Regions from separate parts of the Mus musculus genome. Here all the other regions are linked to region 3. A link is a loop called in an ENCODE intact Hi-C map of the cell type or tissue named here. Cell type or tissue: left cerebral cortex. All regions are shown on one strand.

What was found. Peaks named below come from ENCODE experiments on the same cell type or tissue, not always from the same donor. Only the 100,000 strongest peaks of a DNase experiment are listed, where the experiment ranks them.
Region 1: a loop joins it to region 3, with 2.6 times the contacts of the local background. A loop is called at or near these places in 4 of 42 quality-filtered maps.
Region 2: it touches region 3 in a loop (2.9-fold over the local background); 3 of 42 quality-filtered maps call a loop at or near these places.

What each region holds. Positions count from the first base shown.
Region 1 is chr12:74,052,704-74,060,703 of GRCm38, forward strand. The region is part of intron 1 of Syt16 (synaptotagmin XVI); the gene reads left to right. Among named protein-coding and RNA genes, the nearest start is that of Syt16, 59 kb to the left of the region's middle. In left cerebral cortex, a CTCF peak has its summit at 3,150 (motif pointing right); DNase peaks (open chromatin) are centred at 3,046 and 7,301; H3K27ac peaks cover 919 bases.
Region 2 is chr12:74,279,388-74,287,387 of GRCm38, forward strand. 1700086L19Rik (RIKEN cDNA 1700086L19 gene) reads left to right here and starts at 4,889. Exons shown (of 4, transcript NR_030735.1): 1 at 4,889-5,069; 2 at 6,128-6,251. In left cerebral cortex, a CTCF peak has its summit at 4,762; DNase peaks (open chromatin) are centred at 4,350, 4,827, 5,528, 6,185 and 1 more place; H3K4me3 peaks cover 3,648 bases; H3K27ac peaks cover 2,776 bases.
Region 3 is chr12:74,100,929-74,108,928 of GRCm38, forward strand. All of the region lies in intron 1 of Syt16 (synaptotagmin XVI), which reads left to right. Among named protein-coding and RNA genes, the nearest start is that of Gm40889, 36 kb to the right of the region's middle. In left cerebral cortex, no CTCF peak of the experiment used is centred here; DNase peaks (open chromatin) are centred at 4,109, 5,126, 7,284 and 7,833; H3K27ac peaks cover 2,814 bases.

The DNA of each region.
Region 1 (8,000 bases), 48 kb before region 3:
ATCATGAGATATGCTTTTAAATCTAGGTCTAGGTTTTCGGGTGTGTTGGGGTGTCCTGGACTGGACGAAGTGGGAGTGCTGGGTTCTGATGATGGTGAGTGGTCTTGGTTCCTGTTAGTAAGATTCCTACGTTTACCTTTCGCTATCTGGTAATCTCTGGAGTTAGTAGTTATAGTTGACTCTGTTTAGAGGTTGTTCTTCTGGTGTTTCTGTTACCGTCTATCACCAGACCTGGGAGACAGATTCTCTCCTCTGAGTTTCAGTGCTCAGAGCACTCTCTGCTGGCAAGCTCTCTTACAGGGAAGGTGTGCCGAAGAAGAAGGCCCAAAACAGGGCCTTTCTCAGAAGCTGTGTTGCTTTGGCAGTTCCCAGAAGCTGTCAGCTTCTGTGGTGCAGACTCTCATCTGTGCAGACTAAATTCCTAAGTTCCAGGGAGTCCCGGAACCAAGATGGCGACCGCTGCTGCTGAGGCTGAGGCCGCCTCCCAAGCCAGGCGGACACCTGTCCTCTGGTCCGGATGGTGGCCGGCTGTCTGCGGCCCGCCAAGGGTGCTGCCTCAGCGGCTCTGTGCTTCCGCCTGTCCCAGAAGCTGTCCGGTTCTCTCGGTCGCCAGTTTTTGCCACCATGTTAGGGGTCTGTGTTTGTGTTTTGGCCCTTGCAGGTTTCTACCATATATTTTTGAGGCTTCTTCTCCTCTTTTGTAGAAAGTCCGAAGAAATCCAAGCCAGCCATCTCTTTCTTGCTGCTGCTATGGAGAATAGGACACGAGGGAAACTCAGGATGATGAGCAGCAGCTGCCCATTGGCTCACACAGGATGGTTTAAGCCTGTAGCCTGTGGCAAGACCCCAGTTAAAATGGATAAATGCAAAGGTCTGTCATCTTATCTAACAGAGATGTCTAGGTGCAGGGCTGACTCAGGGTGGCTGGGCCTGAGGATGGAGATGTGGCTGTCACTTGCTGGCCCCTCCTTCCTGTCCTCCTTCCCTTCTTCCCCTGGCCTTTCTTTCTGTATTGCTGCCCTCCCTCAACTTCCCATCAGTCTTCCTCCATTCTGTCCTGACTTCACCTCCCTCCAGTCTCTTCCTCCGTCCATCTCTCTTTTCCTGCTGCCTGTGATTCATTCTGACCTCCTTCTCCCTTCACCTCACCCCTCTTTTCCCTCTCCCATCTTTGCTCCTCCATCCCCTTTACCTCCTATTCCTACTCCTGCCTCCATTCCTCACCCCCCACCCCCGGCCTTCACCTTCCCACCTGTTCACCTGCTGTCCCGGCCACCCTTGCTCTCCCTGCTTGTGCTTCCTCTGTGGCTCTATTCCTCCTCTGTCTGTCTTCTCATTGCCCACCATCTCTTGGCTCATGCTAAGCTTGCTCTCTAGCACAGACCCTCCTCCCATGGTGGCTTCCCTGAAGCTCTAGATGTCCAGCTTCCCTGTCCAGCTCGGCCTTTTCCATGGAAAAGGACTTTTTGTCTTTTAGAATAGTTCTGTCCAAAAGACTCAGGATTAGCCTTCACACGGCCCAGTAGGGGACTGAAATATGCTGCAGGCCAGAAGCTGAAGAGGGGCAGGGGAATTTATTTGTTACTGTGTATATTTAAGTTTTGGAAAGACATCAGCTAGAGAAGGCAGTTGAGGTGCTGGACTCAGAAGAGAAAGGATTGGGTGCAGGGCCGGTACCCTTGCTGAGCCTATCGGGCCTACTGGTTGCCAGTGCTCGAATAATGACCCCAAATCTCGATAGAATAGAAGCTAATTTTTTCCTTCTCAGTTTTCCGTAGTTCAGTGTAGGTGAGGTCACTTCCCACAAAGTTTCTCTCAGTAGCCGAGTGTTCTCGGCTTATTTCTGGGAAAGAGTAGAAAACAGATCACTGATTACTCTCAGGTGGCATGCAGAACTTTTTGTGTACAGCCCCTTTAACCAGAACCCAGACTCTTGCTCCTAAGCTGCAGAGGATCATGGGAACTTTGTTGGTGGTCTGTATACAGGAAGAACTTGAACATGACTTGGGGAGGGCATGCCAGTTTTAGGGCTGAGGTCAGGTGGTGGGGATGCATAGTGGACAGCAAGCTGCTGGGACTAACCCAGTTCTCTCTGGGTATATCACACACACACACACACACACACACACACACACACACACACACTTTCCTCTGAAGCTTTTCCCATCATTCCTTTGGATCTAGCTGGTCCTGAAACTCTGCCTTTTTTTTTTTTTGAGAAGGTTTTTGGTATTCATACTTCCCGACAACATGGACTCGAAGCTTCAATCTCTTCATTTCATAGGCATAATGTTTAGGACAACAGCTTCCCTGAGTCTTCGTTTCTACCCTTTCTATACTGTGCAAGGAATGGTCATTAATGTGAACCCAATTTCAAAAGCACGCAAACCGCTTCACGATTGGGACATTTTCTACTTTTAGCTGTCATCTTAATTAGCAGTTCAGTGAGGCTCCACATGCTTGTGTTACATCTGGGTGTGGCCTGTGCCGCAGGTGCCCATTCTCCACCCACTCGTGTCTTGTAAGTTCAGAGATAAAAGAGAGTCCAGGATTCACCCATTCCAACATCTTATTTTTCCATAAGGAGGAACCAAGGCCCAGAGAGGCTGCATGTTCATGCAGAGTCACACTGCTGGTCAGTGGTAGAGCTGAGCACAGAGCCATGCCGTCTGCATCCACCCACGGCTCCACTCTCAGGTGCAGCCTTTCACCTTTCCCAGTGTTGTTATTTTGACAGATACAAACTTGCCAGCCAGACTCCATGTCTGCTCAGCTCTGCCACCCGCCTCATAGGCGAGTCTATCGTTTTCCAGAGGTTGCAGGTTCTCTCCCTCCTACCCACACACCTCCTGCCCTGACCAGCTCGTCATGAAGTGTAGAGGTTTTCCTGCGTTCCAGCCTCAGAGACTGTCCTATCTATAGAAGCCGTTGGTTGTGCAGAGCAGGCTGGTGCAGCTGAATGAGAGGCGATAAAGACATAGGTAATTGCTGTAGGGTAATACTGCTGCCAACAAGATGATTGAACTCCCACACAGAAGGTGAACAGATGGTATATTTATTGAAATTCATCGGCTGTGAGATGGAATCAGTTTAACTGACGGCTGGGTACCCTCCTTTCAGACGGAGGGAGGCTCAGGAAACAGCAAGCCTGCCACTAGGGGGCATGATGGTCTCAGGCCCAGAGCCCCTCTTGTCAGAGAGGAAGCCCAGGTTCTGGGTACACTGAAGAATCAATCACTTTAGTTGATTTCCTGATTGAGGCTAAAAAATCATCTCTGTGGCTAAGGAGGAAACCACTATGTTTTTAAAACTTAAAGTCATTTTCAAAGGGCATTTACATAAAATACTCCACTAAAATAACATGGTATCAAATCGATGAGGAGGCAGACTGTGGCTTGTTGGGAGGGGGTGGGTAGGGCAGAGGCTTGGCTAGAAGTAGCTTTGGGTTCAGTACTCTTTAATATCATTGCCCCAATTGGACCTAATAACCTACCTACCTACCCTCTCCCTCTCCCTCTCCCTCTCCCTCTCCCTCTCCCTCCCCCTCCCCTCCCCTCCCTTCCCCTCCTCTTTCCACAGTCTTGCCCTTTAGTCCAGACTAGTCTAAAGTTTACAATGTAGCACAAGGTGGCCTCAGACTCATTAGTCACACCTCCTTATCCTTCTGACTAGCTGGGAGAAGGCCCATGGCAACAGGCCAGGTCACCAATGACATCCCTATCCTATCAGCTGCCTCCCTCTTCAGCATCGCCTGTGTCGTGTAGCCCAGAATGGCAGACAGAACACTGGCTCTAGAAACCTCATTCTGAAAGTTGTAAGAAAAGTGTGTAAATCCACTGGGAAGCCCTGGGACAAACTAGGGGAACTGACACGGGAACGTGGGTTGATGGAAACCTGGTATGTCCCCTAGGACCTTGCATGCTTGTCACCTCTGTTGTCTTAGCTAATCTTAAGGCTCCTCCCCTGCTGGGGGAGACCCTCTGCTTTCCAGATTCATAATAAACAGAAGCATTGCTGGTAACCTGGTGATCCCTCACCTTCGTCACTTTGTGTGGGAACAATTTCTTACTTTTTTGAGTTTATAAACGTGCCCATTTGTATACTCTATAGTCTTGATTGAATTGTTTCTTGTGCAGGCAGGTTTTGTGTGGTACCTAAATATTCTCATGCCTAAAACAGGCCCATGGTCCTCTACTGTAGGGTTGTTTATAAAGATTAAATGGACACTTATTTATTTATTTATTATTAGATATTTTCTTTATATACATTTGAAATGCTATCCCAAAAGTTCCCTATACCCTCCCTCCACCTTGCTCCCTTACCCACCCACTCCTGCTTCTTGGCCCTGGCATTTCCCTGTACTGGGGCATATAAAGTTTGCAAGACCAAGGGGCCTCTCTTCCCAGTGGGAACTAGGCCATCTTCTGCTACATATGCAGCTAGAGATACGAGCTCTGGGGGTACTGGTTAGTTTATATTGTTGTTCCACCTATAGGGTTGCAGACCCTTTTAGCTCCTTGGGTACTTTCTCTAGTTTCTCTATTGGGGGCCCTGTGTTCCATCTTATAGATGACTGTGAGCATCCACTTCTGTATTTGCCAGGCACTGGCATAGCCTCATATGAGACATCTGTACCAGGGTCCCTATTCTAAGGAGGAATGAAATATCTACCCATTGGTCTTCCCTCTTCTTGATTTTCTTGTGTTTTGCAAATTGTATCTTGGGTGTTCTATGTTTCTGGGCTAATATCCACTTCTCAGTGAGTGCATATCTAATGACTTCTTTTGTGATTGGGTTACCTCACTAAGGATGATATCCTCCAGATACATCCATTTGTCCAAGAATTTCATAAATCCATTGCTTTTAATAGCTGAGTAGTACTCCATTGTGTAAACGTACCACATTTTCTGTATCCATTCTTCTGTTGAGGGACATCTGGGTTCTTTCCAGCTTCTGGCTATTATAAATGAAGCTGCTATGAACATAGTGGAGCATGTGTTCTTATTACCAGTTGGAACTTCTTCTGGGTATATGCCCAGGAGAGGTATTGCTGGATCTTCCGGTAGTATTATGTCCAATTTTCTGAGGGACCTCCAGACTGACTTCCAGAGTGGTTGTACAAGCTTGCAATCCCATCAGCAGTGGAGGAGTGTTCCTCTTTCTCCACATCCTGGACAGCATCTGCTGTCACCTGAATTTTTGATCTTAGCCACATCTGACTGTTGTGAGGTGGAATCTCAGGGTTGTTTTGATTTGCATTTCCCTGATGATTAAGGATGTTGAACATTTTTTCAGGTGCTTCTCAGCCATTCAGCACTCCTCAGGTAAGAATTCTTTGTTTAGCTCTGAACCCCATTCTTAATGGGGTTATTTGAATTTCTGGAATCCAGCTTCTTGAGCTCTTTGTATATATTGGATATTAGTCCCTTATCAGATTTAAGATTGGTAAAAATCCTTTCCCAATCTGTTGGTGGCCTTTTTGTCTTATTGACAGTGTCTTTTGCCTTACAGAAGCTTTGCAATTTTATGAGGTCCCATTTGTCAATTCTTGATCTTACAGTGCAAGCCATTGCTGTTCTGTTTAGGAATTTTTCAAGGCTTTTCCCTACTTTCTCCTCTCTTAATTTCAGTGTCTCTGGTCTTATGTGGAGGTCTTTGATCCACTTAGACTTGAGCTTTGTACAAGGAGATAAGAATGGAACAATTCACATTCTTCTACATGATAACCACCAGTTGTGCCAGCACCGTTTGTTGAAAATGCTGTCTTTTTTCTACTGGATGGTTTTAGCTCCCTTGTCAAAGATCAAGTGACTAGGTATGTGGGTTCATTTCTGGGTCTTCAATTCTATTCCATTGATCTACCTGTCTGTCAGTTAAATGTACACTTTTATGTAAAATGTTTGAAACAAAGTCATACAAGTAGAAAGTACTCAAGGAACTCTAGCTTTGGTTTACTGTGACTACCATGATTATTACCCTGTGCATTTCTCACTGAATCCTATGGCTGCTACCACTGCCTCTACTCAGCCACTGTGTTACATTGTTACATTGTTAAATTGCTACTACTGACTTCATTTGAATTTCTGGGCATTCATTTGCACTGAATGTAGAAAATATTTAATCATACCACTTTAAGGTAAGTCCCCTTTTCTACATTTTAGTGAATTTGGAAAATTTCATTTCTTCTAGAAAGAATAGGTTAATCTGAGGCTTTTTTTCTGCTTTTTTCAGTGCAGATGGGGACAATGTAGCTCCTGCTTGTCCTATCTGCCCTGAGATATCTTGTCTTTAGATTATTCCTTTGTCCTCTGTTCTTGCACATCTCAGAATCTCCAGCCATTCTTGTGCCTTGTGGGACTCTCTAGTGTCATGCTCTAAGAAGCTCAGCTAAGTCATCATTCATAGTAATACAGCAGTTAATTTTTATATCATTAATTTTGTGTTTCATATATAATGTATGTGCTTGGACAGTCTGATAGACCTGTCCAAGCAGTAGCTTTGGGTCCACCAACCTCACCACAAACACCTGAACAACGTCTTCCTTCTTGCCATTGGGATGGCTTCTCCATCATTAGCTGAGAGGAAGTTCTCAGCTTCACATGAGCTGTTGGGACACTACAGTATGTGTCAGTGGTGACTGAACCTGCGATATGTGTTATGTGACCACTTGCTTTGTAGTGTTGAGATAGTCACCTTACATATTCATATTATTCATAAGGAAATATGTAAACTAGCTTCAGCTCCTCATCCCATATCATATAAACAAGAGGTAGACTCTCACCACTTCCTCTCCTGTATCACTTGGGATAGTGTTGTTTGCAGGAACTGAGATTTATATTTCCAATTTGTGAACCTAGGGCAGAGGTTAACAAACTGTGAACTGTGTCAACCCCAGTCCATTGCCTGCTTCACGTCTGACTTGAGAGCTAAGAATAATTTTCATACTTTTAAGTGGTTGAAAAAGAATTGAAAGAAGATTATTTCATGACACACAAACATTATGTGGAAATTGAGTTTCAGTGTCTATAAATAAAGTTTTATTGGAACACAGCCATGTTCATTCGTTTACGTATTGTCTGCGGTTACTTTCAGAGCTCACTGGCAGAACTGAGCAGTTCCAACAGACACCATATGGCTTGCAAAGCTGACCCCTTAGAGAAAAAGTTTACTCACCCCCTCTTTAGGACATGGATACAAAGTGAAGTACAGATGAGCACAAAAACACTATGTTTGGAATTTTCTTTCACTGCCTACGGGTTGGAGCGAAACAACCAGACTGTGCAGGAGCCCATCTTCAGGAGTCCAGGCACGGCAGTTGGGCTTTCACCATTCAGTGTATGATGGTTACATGAGTTCCACCCCTCATCCATGGTTCTTGAAGCCTGCTTCTGTCTTATGCCACCTGCATAATCTAATTTGCATCTTGAGTGGAGATCTAGCTACCACTTGGACTTTTTCAGAATAAGGAGAACGGCTTTTTATGAAGCCATCTGTAGATGGAAAACAAATAGCAAATCAATTCCCAGTCCTCGATTGTGGCATTGAGGGAGCTAGTGAACAGCACGAGAGCGCCTGACAAATTTGTTCCCCAAGTCAAGACACCTCTGGGGACAATCCAGCATCTACTAGATGAAGGAGGCTGGTGAAAGCATTTGGGAGGTAAAGGCAGATGTGCCCTTGAACCCATAGGCACACTGGGCTTGGGGACTGGCAATAGCTTCAGGCAGATTTGCCTTCCGAAGTCTCATCTCCTCCTCCAGCCTATTTTTCTTGAAAGTCCAGAACCACCTCTCTTGGGGTTGCCGTTTCTGCCTCTGTGACATTTCCACTATATCTCTAGTAATGAGGATAACAACCGATTTTTTTTTTCTGTATTTGCTTCAACATTGTCAGAATTCAACAACAGGATCCATCTTGTTCCTTTCTTCTTTTCCCTGACCACCCTATCTGCAGGTTATACTCTGCCCCACCACACCCCTGGGGGAGTTGTCAGAAGAAAT
Region 2 (8,000 bases), 180 kb after region 3:
ACAGATGCAGTGAGCTCAGAGGAGAGGGAGCCAGGCTGTTACAGTCTAGCATGAAGGCAAAGTCCAAATTCTCCAACTCAAAGAGCGTATGATACTATTGTACTCCAGGGTTCTATTCTCATTGTTTTTAACAAACCATTTTGATGTTAGTTGTGGCATTTCTGCCACTTGCTGCCCTAAATCTGGGCAGATCTGCACGAGAGAGAAAGGTTTCTCACTCCACAGTCTACACCCATTTTCTTTGACCATGAAGCTCCTGCTGACTGTCTCTCTACTTGAGACCTTGTTATCCTCAGGGTTCTCTTAAGCTCTCAGGGAGTACTCTACCTTATGCACAGGGGAGAAAGAAAGGCATGAGAACAAAGTGAGCTGATCTGTGGCCATACTTCTGCCCAATCTCCACTGGCCAAGACAAGTTATAGAACACTGTCTTTAAGGCAGTGGGGAACCAGGCTAGAGCCCCTAGTTTCATCTCCTAGACCTACATTAGAAATGAACAAGACAGCTCTAGCAAGTTGTTCTTGGGACTCCACACATGTGCCCTGGTTCATCCATGAACATGCATGTTCATCCATGCGCGCACACACTAAATATAAATGTGATAACTTTTTATTTTTAAAATAGTTGGGGATTGTGGTTTATGTGCCTGGGAAAATGAACAGGAGATTGTAAGAATTCTCTTAGACAGCATCTCACACCCTGAGAGCATCTATTCTGTTCATCCTCTGAAATGAGTTTCTTTCCAGTGTTGTCACTATGGTAGTGCTGAGCTCGCTTCTCCCCCCCTCCCCCGCCCCCAAGTTCCCTCTCACCCATGGCTACACTAGGACATTATAGGCTGGCCAAAGTGATCTGCTTGTTATATTGTATTTCAAGCACTCCAGGGCTGTGGGGACACTGGTGAAATGATGGCTCTAAGTCCAGGGTTAAGGGCTGGATTCTGAGCTGGAAGCCTGGGCGAGGCTGGATGCTTCTATGTGTGGGCCACAGTGAGCCCCAAGTGCTGCATTAAGGTATCAAAACACACATCTTAAGTTGTAAAGAAAGAAGAAAAGAGGAGAAACGGGTCTTCGGTAATCTATGCTTAGACCGTATCATCTGGAACCTCCAGAACTCTGCCTAGGAGTTCTGCTGCTTCCTCATTCTTCAACTGACACATTCCCATCCTTAAGAGCTGGAGTGGTACCCCATTCCATGGCCATGGATCTTTTCCCCTTGTGTTTTCTAGCCCATATGGTAGTTTTTTAAAAAGCCTATAACATGGCTTATTTATAACATAAAACCCCTGTTTACATCTTTGACTTGTTTCTTGACATAGCAATTACATCATTCCCACTTTGCTCTCCTTCCTCCCAGGCCCTCCTATATACTCCTCCATGTTCTCTTTCAAATTCATGGCCTATTTTTAAAATAATTATTGTTATATGCATTTCTGTATATGAATATATATATATATATATATATATATATATATATATATATATTCCTAAATACACAAATACAACCTGTTCAGTCTCTATAGTGTTACTTGCATATGTGTTTTTGGTTTGGATAACCAGTTGGTGTTATCTTTTTCTCTAAGGAAGACTATATTTCTCCCATGCTTGTCAGTCCTTAGTTACCAGTAGTGCTTTGTGTAGGGTTACTTTGCAAACATGAACCACCTCCAGTAACATTTTACCAAGGAACTGCATCATATAAACCTTAAAGCTTCCTCTGAGCCTCAGAGTTTCTGGGGATGTTTCTCCGGGACGACTTGCGATTACAGCTCAACGGGAGGCTGGCACAAGGAAAAACATCTGTGCCGTTCCACCTGCTACAGTCTGGACATAGTGACACAGGCCTGTTATCTCAGCGTTCAGAAAGCTGAGAGGCAGGAGGTCTAGAGTTCAAAGCTGGCCTGGGATACGCAGCAAGTTACTGTCACCAAACAACACAAATCTTTGCAGATATCAATGGGCCCACAGGGATTAAGAGCTGTGCCTTTATTCTATTTTTAGTTTTGCCGTAAGGCTTATGCTGTCAAGTTTTGCCGTAAGGCTTATGCTGTCATCCTGATATCACCCTGACCCGTGTCTATTAATGTTTATTGTTTTTCTTATGGGAGCCCTCCACGAAAGGGAGATGTGACAATCACCAGGAAGTTACATCACAGAAGGCCAGGTTCCCTCATCTGTTCAGATACATTGCACTGTACCCATATTGGCTGAGTCAAGCTGCTCCCCCAGATGGTTTCTCTGCCTTGGTTCCATAGTGACATGCCATGTGATTATGGGTGGGGGTTTTCGTCTGTCTTCAGTTCTAGGGATTGAATCTACAGGCTCATCCATGCTAAGCAGATGTGCTATTCCTGAGGCATAACCCATTACTAGGGATGGGCAGTATACCCCAATATATATATATATATTGGGGTATACTGCCTATATATATATATATATATATATATATATATATATATATATATAATTGCCTTGGGAGTATATGCCATCATGCTCAACTTTTAAAGATGGTTTCTGGAGATTGAACTCAGGTCTTATGTTTTCCTGGTAAGCCCTTCACCTCCCTTGCTATTGTCCATTTTTAAGTAAGAGAGGACAGTTCAACTCAGAGGACTCACACTCAGTTCAGATGACTGGCTTAAGGGTGTTAGTAAAATATCAGAGTGACTCTGGGTTGAATACTTCCTGGGTGGCTAATGGAGACCAGACAGTGGTCTTCAAAGAGGAAACAAAGTTGGTGCCTAAGAACAGTGCTTCACTAAGTTTTCCCACCCCCTAGCTGAAAAATGAAGGCAGCTCCTGGCTTCCCTCATAGACTGGGTAGAGCCCTGACAGCTACCAGCTGAGGAAACCAGAGATCTGGAGGTATCCCCACTGACCACAGGCTCTGTGCTCTCTGGCATGTACCTGGAGCTGTATGCTACGTGCCGGGCACTCCCTATTATCCTGAGGGAACTCATTTAGAGTATGGCAGCAGTACTCTAGGGTGGATTGGGGAGTGTGAGTTGGGCTGTAATTGCGAAAGCTGCAATGAGAATGTATTTAAACAGCATCTTGCAGGCTGAATGGGAGGAAGCCAGGTGAGAGGGAGGCAGGCACGTTAAACAAGAAATATCATTCACATAACTCAGGAGACCTTGGCACCTTCTCCAAACATGGTAGAGGAGAGTCCAGTGCGACTGGAACTGAAGGTCAAAGGTATAGCGAGTCCCAGGGAAGGGCTAGAGAAGGAAAGAGATGGCAGCCCCATTTTAGTCTCTTGCTGCCCATAGTGAAGTAGCAATGTGACATACTGCTGGTTGTCTGGAGGATCACAACTGTTCTCAAAGTTCCCCCTTAGACGCATAACAGTAACTTTGTGATTATTACCTCCTTAGCCTACCTTGGCTATTTATTACTTCCTTATACATCTCCAGATTACCTCATGATCGTCTCAAACCTCAGGGCAAATACGCTTCCAGAGATTAAAGTTTGACAAAGGCATGAAGTAGGTACTGGAGACCTCTGAACTGTGGGATCATACTGTACCCCGCTAGCCTTGAAGATGGCTGCCCCCACCCCCACCCCTTAGTACTTAACCCAGTGCTATGCAGCAGCAGCCTGGCTTGGATCTAAACACAGTATTTCTTTCTAAGTGAGTCCCAGGGGTGCTGATTTCCATCCTGGCCCTGGCCCTGGCCCAACTCTCTAGGGAGCCAGGGAAATTCTGTACTCCTTTCTTAGGAGAAATTTATCATCAAGGGAGCATGCTAAGCAGAATTTCTTTACTAGGTATTTTGGTTTCCTTTCTTGAATTTGCTCATTGGCTTCTCAGATGTTCCCACTTTGAGGTTCTTGCAGTCTTCTTTTTTTTCTTTCCCCTCAATAAAATAAAACCATTTCACAACAGCCACGGTGAGGATGAGAAGCAATGGTCAAGAATACAAACAAAAACTGAATCAAAATAAGCTCTATCAAGAAATTGGAGAAGCTGCAAACCTTTGTGGAAACTACATTAAAGCAACAATGACTGAAACATATGTAGTTTCCCCAGTATCCTTTGTGGAAAGTACCCTTTTGAGGTGCATTTAAAAAGATAGATTTTATTTGCCTTTTGAGAACTTAATACAGGTATGCAATGTGTTTCGACCATATTCATTTCCCACTCCCGGGACCACTATCCCTGGAAACCCCTACATCTTTCTTCCAACTTCATGTCATTTGTGTGATTATTTTTTATAGAACATTTCATATTAATTGAAGGGTTTATTCTTCTCTCATTTAGATGAAGTCTAATGGTATAGAGGCAGAACACTAGACCATGGGAACACCCCATGGAAACACTCCCCCTCGTCTACCCGGTGCCATCCTCCCGTTTTTAGGAGGTAGCCATATAGGGTGCCCAAAGGAATTAGACTCAGGATTGAGTTTCATGGATTAATATTTCCCTCTTTCAAGTCTGTCAATTGCTCAAACCTGCTTGTAGTAACAGGAACACAGTGGGACACAGTCCCGGAGCCAAAGGATCCCTCACACCTTTAAATGCAGTTCCACCTCTGTCCCCATTCAACTTCCATGGGGACACCAATCCAGCCTCCAGTGAGTGACCGTTTTCTGGGACGCGAGACTCCTCTTAACGCTCAGGCCCGCGACGCTCCCGCTCCCGTGTCGCCAGCTCTCCTGGACCAAGTCAGTGTGACCCGTGGCTGGACCCCTCGTTCTCAGCCTTCCTTCCCGGTAGAGCTCCCAGTCTGGCTCTCAGTAGCCCCCTCTGGCGCCCGAGACCTTCAGGAAAGTTGCTTCGGGCGGTGGAGGGGCGTCATCGCCTCCTAGCAACGCTCCTAGCAACCGGATAACATCTGCTCCCTTTGGTCCAATGCGCGCCTAGAAAAGCCGCGCGCCCGCCTCGCGTTCTGAGCCGGAGCGAGAGGCGCTTCAGAGAAGGAGGGACCGACCTGCAGGAGCCGGCCGCCCCGCCGAGCTGCAGTCGCTGCCGCCGCCGCTGTCGCTGTCGCTGTCAGAACCCGTCCGAAGAGTGACACCTTCGCGAAAAAACAGGAGCTGTGAAACATTTGCACACGCAGTCTTCGGGTAAGTGGACCCCTCTCAAGGTTTGCCAGGACCCCTCCAGCCAGGCATCTGACCCGAGGCCCAGAGAAGACGCGTTCCCTACGGCTGGAGGTTAGGGACTTGGCCTCGGATCCCACCCTGCCCCCAGCCACTGAAAAGTGACTAGCCACTGGTCCCGAATAACTTGATTTGATTTTTTAAATGCCAGGATTGGATATTGAGACTCCCCCTCTGTTCGCTACTGTCTGTTAGTGCTTAGAAGTTTTCCACCTTCCTTGATTTTGCTTTGCCTGGCTGCCCGAGGCTGGAGAGCTGGAGGCAGCTCCCAAAGGCAGCCCGTGGTTATGGATAAAACGACACGAAGTAGGCTCCACGAAATTCAGTCAACACGGGCTTCTGTTTTAGGTCCTCATCTGGAAAGGGTCCAGCTGGCCAGGAGCAGTGGTTCACTGGTCCTCAGCCTCCTGAGCAGTAACCATAGTAACTCACCTCTCTAGATGGGATCGTCCTTATTGGATGCCCGTCTTCCCTTGGAAAGCCCGTCTCTCTAAATATAGAAGATGATGAGATCCGTGAGCACACAGCCATGCAGACTAGGTGTGGTTAAACGGAACCCTTTGCTGAGAACTATCTTCAAACGTGGAGCAGCTACTTCAGACCTTGCCAGAAAGAGTCAGTATGTCAGAGAAAGAACAAGTTATGGTGTTTTGAGTTAATTGCTTTGTTATTTTGGAGGGTGATGCAGCCTAAAATTATACAAGAGCTGGCTGTGATTTTTTTTTTAATCACATTTCCCCAAAATAACCGCTCGAGTAAATCACTGACAAGATGAACTATTGTGCACTTTTCAGATCTCTTAGGGGGAGTTGACGTCGCTCCTACTTAAACTTAAGTGATCCTGAGTTTGAAGGTTTATCTTTCTTTCTAAACCATGTCCCAGATCGGCCCCACCTCAAACGTCTCAGTGCCGCCCCCCATCCCCACCCCACCCGCCTTCTCCTGCCCTGATAACTTATTCATGTCCCTGCATCCCTGATTCTTTAGAGGTGTCTTATGCCAGTATGTCTCCTTGTTTCAAGATCCCAGGTCCCCATTCATGAGCCCGAGGCTGTGAGACATGCTCCATGTGCCAAGGGGAGTTCTCACCACATCTTCCGAGGCTGTCCTAGACATACACTCTTCGGTCTGAGTCAGCATTACCAGGTAATCACCCTCCGAAGAGAAATTACTGTTTAAATATGTATCCAGAGAAATAAACGCTAATGTAGCAGCCCGGCAACTTACAGGATCAATAGAAGGGGCTGTTTGTATGGGCGGTTGCTGGGGAGAAGTCAATAAAGGTTTTCTGTAAAAAGGACATTTGTAGGCTGGCAGACTTTCCTCTCTTAGACCCCTGTGAATTGGGTGGGTCAAGTGAGGGAGCCTGGCTCCCGGAAGATGGCAAGTGGAAGCTTTCTGAGCACACTGGCAGTGTGGGTCTGGGGTGAAAGAAACCAAGAGAGAATCCTTCAAGTTGCCATAGGAGGTTGTGGGGACTCATGGAATGCTAATTTACACGGAGACTTGTGGTAGAGACCATGGAGAACTAACTACTTTCTTCCCAATTGTAAGACTGAATTTGGTGCATAAACAAATGTCCAGCTCCCTAGCACCTTGGAACTTAGTGTACTGAGGCATCTCTGGGCAGTACCCTGCCAGAGGCGACTAGCCCATCGAATGATAATGACAAATTCCAAAAGATGTACCTTCCAGTTGGAGAGGATCCATTCAGATTCCTATTCAAACACTTGCTCTGATTTCATATGGCTTTATGAATGTCATGAGACCTTGAAATCGTCCATTTAATATTAGAGGCTAAGATAATGATATATACAACACCAAATACTCTTCATTAGCTCTTAGTACCAGCCACCCTCCTCTCTTCTTCCAATAATTACCCTGTTTTATTGTGAGGAACAAATTTGTGGAGACAGATGAGACTTACCGCGGTCTTCCAGGGGTGTGTGTAAGTGTTTTGTGCATGGCTCATTCTCAGCCATGATGATTGGTTCCTGTATATATGTATTAGTTTTATAATTTATACATATATATATATCCCATTTCTTATGTAATATACATAGAAGTTTAAATCCCCTATGTCCTTAAATGCTTGAGAATGTCACTTGCTAGTCCATTGAGACAACTGTCACAATCAAAAAGTCAAAGGGCTTCTCAAAATTTAGTCTTGACTTTCATCATGAAAGTCGAATATGTAGAATATATACAGTGCAGATTTTGGTGAACATGCCTGTTTTAAAATTATCATAGTATTTAGTCCTTAATTTTTTTTAAAAAAAGTAAATGCTATGAAGATAGTAAATACTTAATCCTAATGATGTTGGTGGGTTCACAGCTACAGTGAATCTGCAGTGGCCCTCATCACTGTAGCTGCCTTCCATGCTTGCACACTCTGGGTTATAAAGAGTATGTGTGTCTGGGATATGATGCCTAGATCAAGCTCAGGGCAAACAAGGGCTTAGGGATGAAACCAGGATCTGGTGACAGCCTTGCATCTCCAGCTGCTCACTCTGCTGAAGTTTTTAGGAGCACATTAACATTCATGTTCGGACTCATGTCATGAAACTTCTGTAAGGCCTCAAAGATGCCTTGAGACACAACAGAGTCCTTGAAATCTACATCAAGGCTTCTATTCCCTGGTTCCCTGCTCGTGACTTGGTTTCAACGGGATAAACATTGGAGTCCAAAGTGTCCCTGAAAGCCAGCGCAGAGCCAGCTTAGACTGCCTGCCTGGGCAGCGCATGCTTCTGAAACTGACATGAAAACACACACATGAAGTGAAATATAAAATATACAAAAATACAAGTATAAAAATGTAAACGTAAAAATGAAAAATAGCCTTTTCAGAAACAGAGTCAGGCATGAACTGACCAAACTCAGAACTGAGGCTAAGGG
Region 3 (8,000 bases):
CATTAAGTCCAGTTTTTGTTGCCCATATACCTGTGAGTTGTGGCTATCCACTGGAATTTGGTCAACGTATTAGGGACCACATTCTTGTAGAAGGGTAACTCTCTCATCAGCTAAGGTGGTACTTCATGCTGTCTTCTGCCATCTACACCGGTATTTTATCAGGCTGCAGCCTGTTCAGGTCCTATGCATGCTATCACAATCACTATCAGTTCATGTGTGTATCTGTTCTGTTGTGTCTGGAAAACTGTTTCATTTCAGTCATCCATAGTGTCTAGCTCTTATAATTTTTCTGTCCTCTCTTCTTCAATAATCTCTGAGCCTAGAGAGGAGGGGCTGTCTCTTACTCCCTGTTGACCAGTTCTGGGTCTTTATTTGCCATCTACTGCAAAAGACACGCCTTTGATGAGGGTTAAAAGATGCACTTGTCTGTGGGTCTAGAGATAAGTCATTAGGAGCCAGTTTAATACTGTGTTTTCTTCTCTGATAGTATTCATAGCTCCTTCCAGGGAGGAAGCCTCTAGGTCAGTATCAGCCTTATTTCCCTGTATTCTATGACCCAAGGATGTGGTATCGTCACACATTCTGGAGAGCGGCCAAGAGCAGTGGCAAGCACTTATATATTTGGGAGTCTTTGGCCAACAACTCTCAAAGAAGTAACTCATTCCTCATTCTGAGATTTTTCTTTGCGAACCTGTAGTATCTAGTAGAAACATGTATCTCCTGATATTAGGGTTCTGCCCATTAATAGAGTAAGTGTGTTTAAACTCCTTTTATATATGCATACATGTACATTTAAAGAAGTTTCTTTTTCCAGAAACACTTGAGAGTTAATTATTCTTCCCTGTACCCCGCCCTTCCCCCACCCCAGTTAACGTTTTCTGTTTCATTATCCTTAACCTTCCACCCCCCAATCCGTACCGACATGTTCTATTTCTGTTCTTTAAAAGCCACCCTCCATAGCTGCTTACTAGTTTCAGACCTCTTATGGTAATTCCAAATGAACACATATATCTAAAGATACAAAGCTAGCATCTTCAAATGAGAGGATTACCTCACTCAGAGTAATTGTTTTTAGCTTTATGCCTTTATCTGAGAATTTCATAATTTGCCCTTTTTTTCCTTTCTTTTCTTTTCTTTTCTTTTCTTTTCTTTTCTTTTCTTGTCTTGTCTTGTCTTTTCTTTTCTTTTCTCTCTTTCTCTCTCTCTCTCTCTCTCTTTCTCTCTTTCTCTTTCTCTTTCTCTTTCTCTTTCTCTTTCTCTTTCTCTTTCTCTTTCTCTTTCTCTTTCTCTTTCTCTTTCTCTTTCTCTTTCTCTTTCTCTTTCTCTTTCTCTTTCTCTTTCTCTTTCTCTCTCTCTCTCTCTCTTTCTTTCTTTCTTTCTTTCTTTCTTTCTTTCTTTCTGGCTTTTGTGAAAAGAGCATCAGTGACCATGGATGAGCGGGTGTGTCTATAATAAGAGAAAGGATCACTTGGGTATATGCCTGAGAGCAGAATAGCCAGATCATCAGGTAGATCTATCTCCAACTTTTAGAGGGACTTTCATACCAGTTTCCATATGATTGCACCAGTCTGCGCTCCCACCAGCTGTGACAAGTGTTCCCTTTTCCCATAACCCTTGTCAACCAGAGTATGACTGCTCTGACTGGAGTGAGATGTAATCTCAAAGTAGTTTTAATATTCATTATCCTCCCTTTCATACAGATTGAAATACTATGATTTAACTCAACTCTCCCTCACGTTAACATTTAGATGACTCCTAGTGTCTGTTCTCCAAGGGGCTCTACACTCACGTTAAGTACTCAGCAAATCAATCGGTTCTTATTTCAACACCAGTCACTTACATTCCCCATGTTTCTTTTAAGTCAGGGCATAAGCCTGAGCAAAGACTATATAAGAGGAAGGGCAGAACGCTTTATGTGTGTGTACCTCCTAATGCGGGCTCCTACATTGAGACATTATGCAAAGGAAACGTCAGGAAGAACAATGATCAATGCGACATTGGGAAAGCCACAGTGTATGATGGCGTTTCTCTGCATTATACCGAGTGCTAGGGAGATGATCACACGTTTCACAGCTTGGAGCTTTCCCTCTGGTGATTGGTTCTATGGCACAGTATGGACAAGGGCAGGTCTGGGACAGGGCCAGTTCCCTTCTCCTGGTCCTGCCCCCAACTGGCTTGTGGGACTAGGTTAAACCCTTAGTTTTATTCTCTGTAAGTTGGTAAGATGATGATGACAATGATGATGATAATGATGATTTTTAGCTCTGGGGTTCTCAGATTTAAATTTTAATTATTTTAAGCTCATGATATATGTTGAGCAAAATTGTAGTACCTTGTGATGAAAGAATGGGCTTTAAAAAATTCCCCAGAGTTTTAAGTGTTGTGGTCTGGTAACCTATTATATTTTACTGTGGTGAATTTAGTGCTATTTACTGAAAGGTGTGTGTGTGTGTGTGTGTGTGTATGTGTGTATGTGTGTATGTTTGTGTGTGTGTGTTTGTGTGTGTGTGTATGTGTGTATGTTTGTGTGTGTGAGCATGTGTGTGTGTGAATGTGTATAAACACATGTGCACAGTTGGGTACAAATATGCAGGCCCATGTGCTGTGGCCAAAGGAGGGCATATATTGAATATCACTGTCACCTCTGCCTTGCTCTCTTGAGACAGTGTCTTTCACTTAACCTGGAACCAGGACAGCAGCCAGCAAGCCCCAGCCATCCTTCTGTGCCCTCTGTTTCCTCAGCGCTGGGGTTACAGGCATACGTATGACCACCCTCAGCTTTTAGATGGGTTCTGGGATCTGCTCTCAGGCACTCATGCAGCATGTAAAACAAGTGCCCTAACTTATCATTTCCATCATTTCCTCAGCCCATTGCCAGAGTAGTTTTGTATGCTTGTTACTCATTTTCTATTTAAATTTACTTTTATTGCCCACATGAAAAATATACAGTATGACATTTTGATAGCCACAGACACAGCAACATTACCCAAGGCGTGCAATTAAACATACTCATCACCTTCCATAGTACCTCTTTGACCATACATTTTTCCATCTTGATTTTACTGGGCATAAGAAGCCACTCCTCTTTGCATAAAGTCAGTTTTGAGGGTTGGCAGACCTGGGACTCTTGGGATACCAGCATCTTCGTCCTCCCAGGCTCTTACCAGAGACAGCCCCAGACTCTTTCAGCTTTCCACTTCTCCAACCCTCCAGGATTTTTACCAGAATACATGCTTTCTCTAGAGCCCTGGATCCCCTTGCCAATCATGTGACCCTGCCACTCCAGCCCAAAAGTCAGTATGCTCCTTTAGACCCTTCAGTAAAAGGACACAAGGCCCTGAGAATCACAGCTTCCACCAGCTCCTCCCACTTTCATCAGATGCCCAAACAACCTGGAATCTGCCCTCGCTTTGATTCTTAGTTACTTTTCTTTTACTCTTTAGAGTTTACATTAAAAAAAAATCAAATTATGGTTTTCATTTTTAAAATTCTTCTATTATTATCTATTCTTTCTTCTTCAATCCTATGTCATTTGTAAATTGAACATAGATTTATTTCATACACTATATTCTGATTACAACTTCCCCTCCCAGATCCTTCATACCTCCCACCCATCCAAATCCTCTCTCTCTCCCTCTCTTGCTCTCTCTCATTAGAAAACAAATAGATGCCTAAAAAAAAGAATAAAATAAGATGAAATAAAAACAAATTTTTATCATGAACAGGACAAAATAAACAAATGAACAGAAAAGAAGAGAACCAAAGAAAAAGCAGAAGAAACACATATAGATGCACACACACACGCACACATACACACACACACACACACACACACACATTTGCATACATAGAAATCATATAATGAAACAAAACAGAAACTATATCAACAAAAGACCTGTAGGGTAAGAAAATACTCCAAAATATTACTGAGTTTGTTTTGTGTTGGGTATCTACTGCTGGGTATGGGGCCCGCCCTGGAATGTGGTTTGCTGGTTTCACTCTCGAAAAGTCAAGAGTCGGATTGATTTTGCTGCCTGCCGTACTTCTTTACTGGTACCAGCCTAGCCTCGGCTCTCTGGCTGGCCAAGCTTTTGTGCTCATGGCTGAGGATGCTCTATTTCTATGTCCAGACCTTTTGCAGAGAGGGGGGGGGGTGGTCCCTGCCTAGAAGAGTTGCCAGGGATGGCACTGAGCATGCACAGGGTCGGCCCACACTTCTTTCCTACAACTCTGAGTTTCACTGGGATGGTGCTTGCCTGCAAACTTTGACCTTCATCTGGATGTGTCTCCTGCAGATCCTACTATATCAACAGACTTAGAAAGACGTTTCTTATAATCATTGTAGTTAGTCTTGCTTTGTACTGTGGTAAGCATATAGCAGATGCTTTTTCAGTTTTTTTTTTTCCTTTTCATTATTTTTAGCTTTTGGAGACAAAATCTTATGTGGCTCAGGCTGGCCTTGAACTTACTTTGTAGCCAAGGATGACCATGAACGCCAGATCTTCTGGGGCTTTAATAGGTGCGTCTTCTCAGGTTTAAGTTCGTTAGAATGACTCCCAAAAGCCACTAAAAAAGGACACAGCAAAAATTCAGTGATACAGGTTTTTTTTTTTTTTTTCTGTACATTTTAATTTATCATCCATGGTTTAGGATATCGAGCAAAAGGGTTCAAATAGTTAGGCATTTTTGGCCAGACCTTGCAAACCAGAGAGAACCCTTTATCTAACCTTATTGCTCTATAGAAATTTAAGCTGTACAGGAATACTTTAATTATCAGAATCTTTAGAAAAAGCCTCTGAGATTTGTGAGAAGTTTACATATTATTATACAAAGCAAAATTTTCTTTAAGAGCGTATCTAAATCCCATCTGTTTGATTGGAAAGAGGAACTCGGAATGAATCCATCCAATTTTCAGGTTTCTCCCTTGGAGAGGATTGTGATTGAAAGTCAGGGACGGGCTATGTGCTCCCCCCCCCCCCACCTCTGTGATTTCTAGAGGCAGTTTTAAGGTTTCCATAGCAATGCACAAGGAGTCATCATTTTCTACTGTGATTTCCCAGCAAAGAAAAGCATATTGGTAACCATGGTTTAGTAGAAATGAAAAAGGCGGCTCTAGGATCAGTCTAAATTGGTCTGACTGACAGGGGCAGGGCGCTGTTCTGTCAGCTGAATGCAGCAGACTGAGCTTAGGAACCTCTCTCAGGTGATGGCAGGGGGATTGGCCCCTTGCTTTAGGGTCTTGCTTAGCTAGCCTTGGGGGTTGGCCACTGAATTCCCATTTTGGAAGCCAGGAGTGTTGCTGCCACACCCTGTTCACTTTCCTCTTTCTTTTCCACACCTGCTGGCCCGAGGCCTTCCTCTTTGCTCTCTGCCCTACTTGCCTCTTCCTTTGATCCCTATCAGTTCCCAGCTCTACCTCAGAAAGCTGCTCTCAGTTGCCTGAGCTCCAGGGTGAGTAGGTCAGAGGCTCCACATCCGGCATCCTGGCTTATTTTCTTATTGCCCTCAGGTGCTGGGCCTGCTGTGTTCCCTTCCTTGAAACAGTTCAATCTGTTTTCTTCCTTACTAAAAGAGGCACATCTGCAGCTCAGGCCACTAGGTCCATTCCACCATCTTTGTTTGGTTAAACCTAAACAAATTCTTCTCTTTGGTGAATTTAGAAAAACATACCATATTCACTGTCCAACATACACATGGGCTGTCTTACACAGAACAAAGGTAACAAAAAGACCATGAGAGAATGTTTGTCACTCCATAGATGGGATCAAGGGCTTCTCACTGGGGAGGGCCATCTCTGTGACTTCATTTGCAAGAGCTTAAGTATTTACATTTTCCTTAAAGTGCATTTTTTTGAACTAGTATTTCATCATAGCTTCAAAAAGCAGTCACTGCTCATAATTGCTAGAATAATCCTAATGTTGATGACAGCCATGATTGGCAGTTACTTAGCTATGAGTGAGTTTTAGAAAAGCCAAGATGATCCTTTGCCTTAGGAGAAGACTCACTTCCTTCCCTTGCCAGTTCTGAAGGAAAGACCCTCGACAGCAAGGGAATGGCCCAGTCTTGAGATCCTGTCTATCAACTGTCAACTTAGACCTAGGCCAAGTCTTTGTTGTTCTTAGTTAAGATCACTATAGACTCTGCTGACATAGTCTCCAATGAGTAATTGTCATAAATGCTTTAGTTGGACAGGACATCCCCTCTTGCCTTTCGTAGGAAGAACAAATGATTGCTGCTTAAAGAACAGAAATCCACAAAAATGCCTTCAGATTTAGTTTGCTTTAGGCACCAGATTTCCCATGTACAATGTAGCTTTTGGGTCTCTTAAGTTCCAACTGGAAAAGAGAAGAATAGACCCTTCCTCTGGGGAAACATCAGAGAGCTACGTGTTCATGGTCAGGCATAGAAGAAGTCCTTTGTATCCATCTAACACATGCTGAGGGAATATTCACGTAGATAGCAGGGCACCAGCATGGCACCCAAATACCCTCCAAGGAATGTCCCTTCCAATGAAGAAGGCCTGTTTTAGTTTTCAACTTTTGCCTCTTCGGTTACTCTATACCCAATCCAACTCCAGAAAGGAAGGGTGGAGGGAAGAGACAGCGCACATCTGAGCTGACTCTTGTTTAGTTCATGTTCTATTGCTTAGCAAAGGAAAACAGAAGTAGTAAGGCAATGCTCCAACAGAGTAAGGGTTGTTGTAGCTTCTCTTTTCATGCTCTTTGGTTCTTAGGCCATACGCTACTGTTTTCTGAATGGTATGCTCTCCAGACTCTGTGATACACACAATAAATGATGGGAGGGAAGCAGGGTATGATGACTATTGAAGGCGTTCTCAAAGCAACAGACCTTTAACAATTACACACCTGCCCAGCTTGCCAGGTATTAAAGGCTTAAACCATGGTTGCTTGGAGGGGCTGGATACTCCCTTTTTAGAGCTGAATGGGAAGCAATCACATTAAGAGAGGAATTGGGGGTAGCATTTGACTAGCAGTGCCTTCCTGGGGAGGGATTAGATTAGAGGCCCCTGGGCTGAGACATGGATATGTAATCCCTCTGTCCAGGGACAGTGAGTTGAGCCCACTGACTTTGTTAAACTAGCAGATTCCCATAGGAGCAGAATGAGTTGGGGGCTGCTTTCAGTTAAAATCAGGCTCCATATATAGACACTCAATGGGTTTTATCTTGAAAAGTTAGCTCGAGTTTAGGAGTGACAGTAAAAACCATACTTGGCAGGGGATGGATTTTGTGTAGCATTCAGAAGGATGAACATATGGGGCAGAGGGAGCAAGGGACAGAGAGATTCTAAAGGCAATTTTGTGTTAATTCATAAGGAATAGAATAAGGTTTTGAACAGAGGTCTCAACGATGCTCAAAACTTTGTTGTAGAAACCTGGAAAGGTTTTTGCATCATTTTCTTCTCTGAGCCCTGTGAGTTGCATGATCTCTTTCAAGCACCAATTGCCAGTCTGTTTTAGGATTGGGAGATATACATATTTAGTCAACGAGACAGCAAGTACTTCTCTGATATACATCTGTAGTTCAAAGTGTGCAGCTGTGTAGGTCGTCTAGGCTGCTGTAACAAATCCCATTGACTGGGAGGTGTAAAAAGCAGCTGTTCTGCAGGGAGGAGTCTGAGATCAAGAGCGGCTCTCCTTCCTCCTTAGTGTCATAGGTGGTCCTCTGCCTTTGTCTTTACAGGGCCTCTCTTCCCACCATGTGCATGCTCGTGGCTGGGTTTCTTCTTGTTATAACGACAGCAGTTGTGTTGGATGTGGCTCCATTCTTAAGAACTCAGTTTATATTATATCTCAGCAGATGGCATGTCTAAATATGGCTACGATCTGAAGTACTGGGGGTTAGGATTCCCACGTCTGAACTGGGGAGGGGGCAGGGCAGAGTCTGGGTTGTAACATCCTCAAAAGGGACAAAAGTGAAGAGAGGACTAGAAGCCAGGTCCTCCTTCCCTCAGCCCTCCTGCCAGACCCCTGCATGTCCTA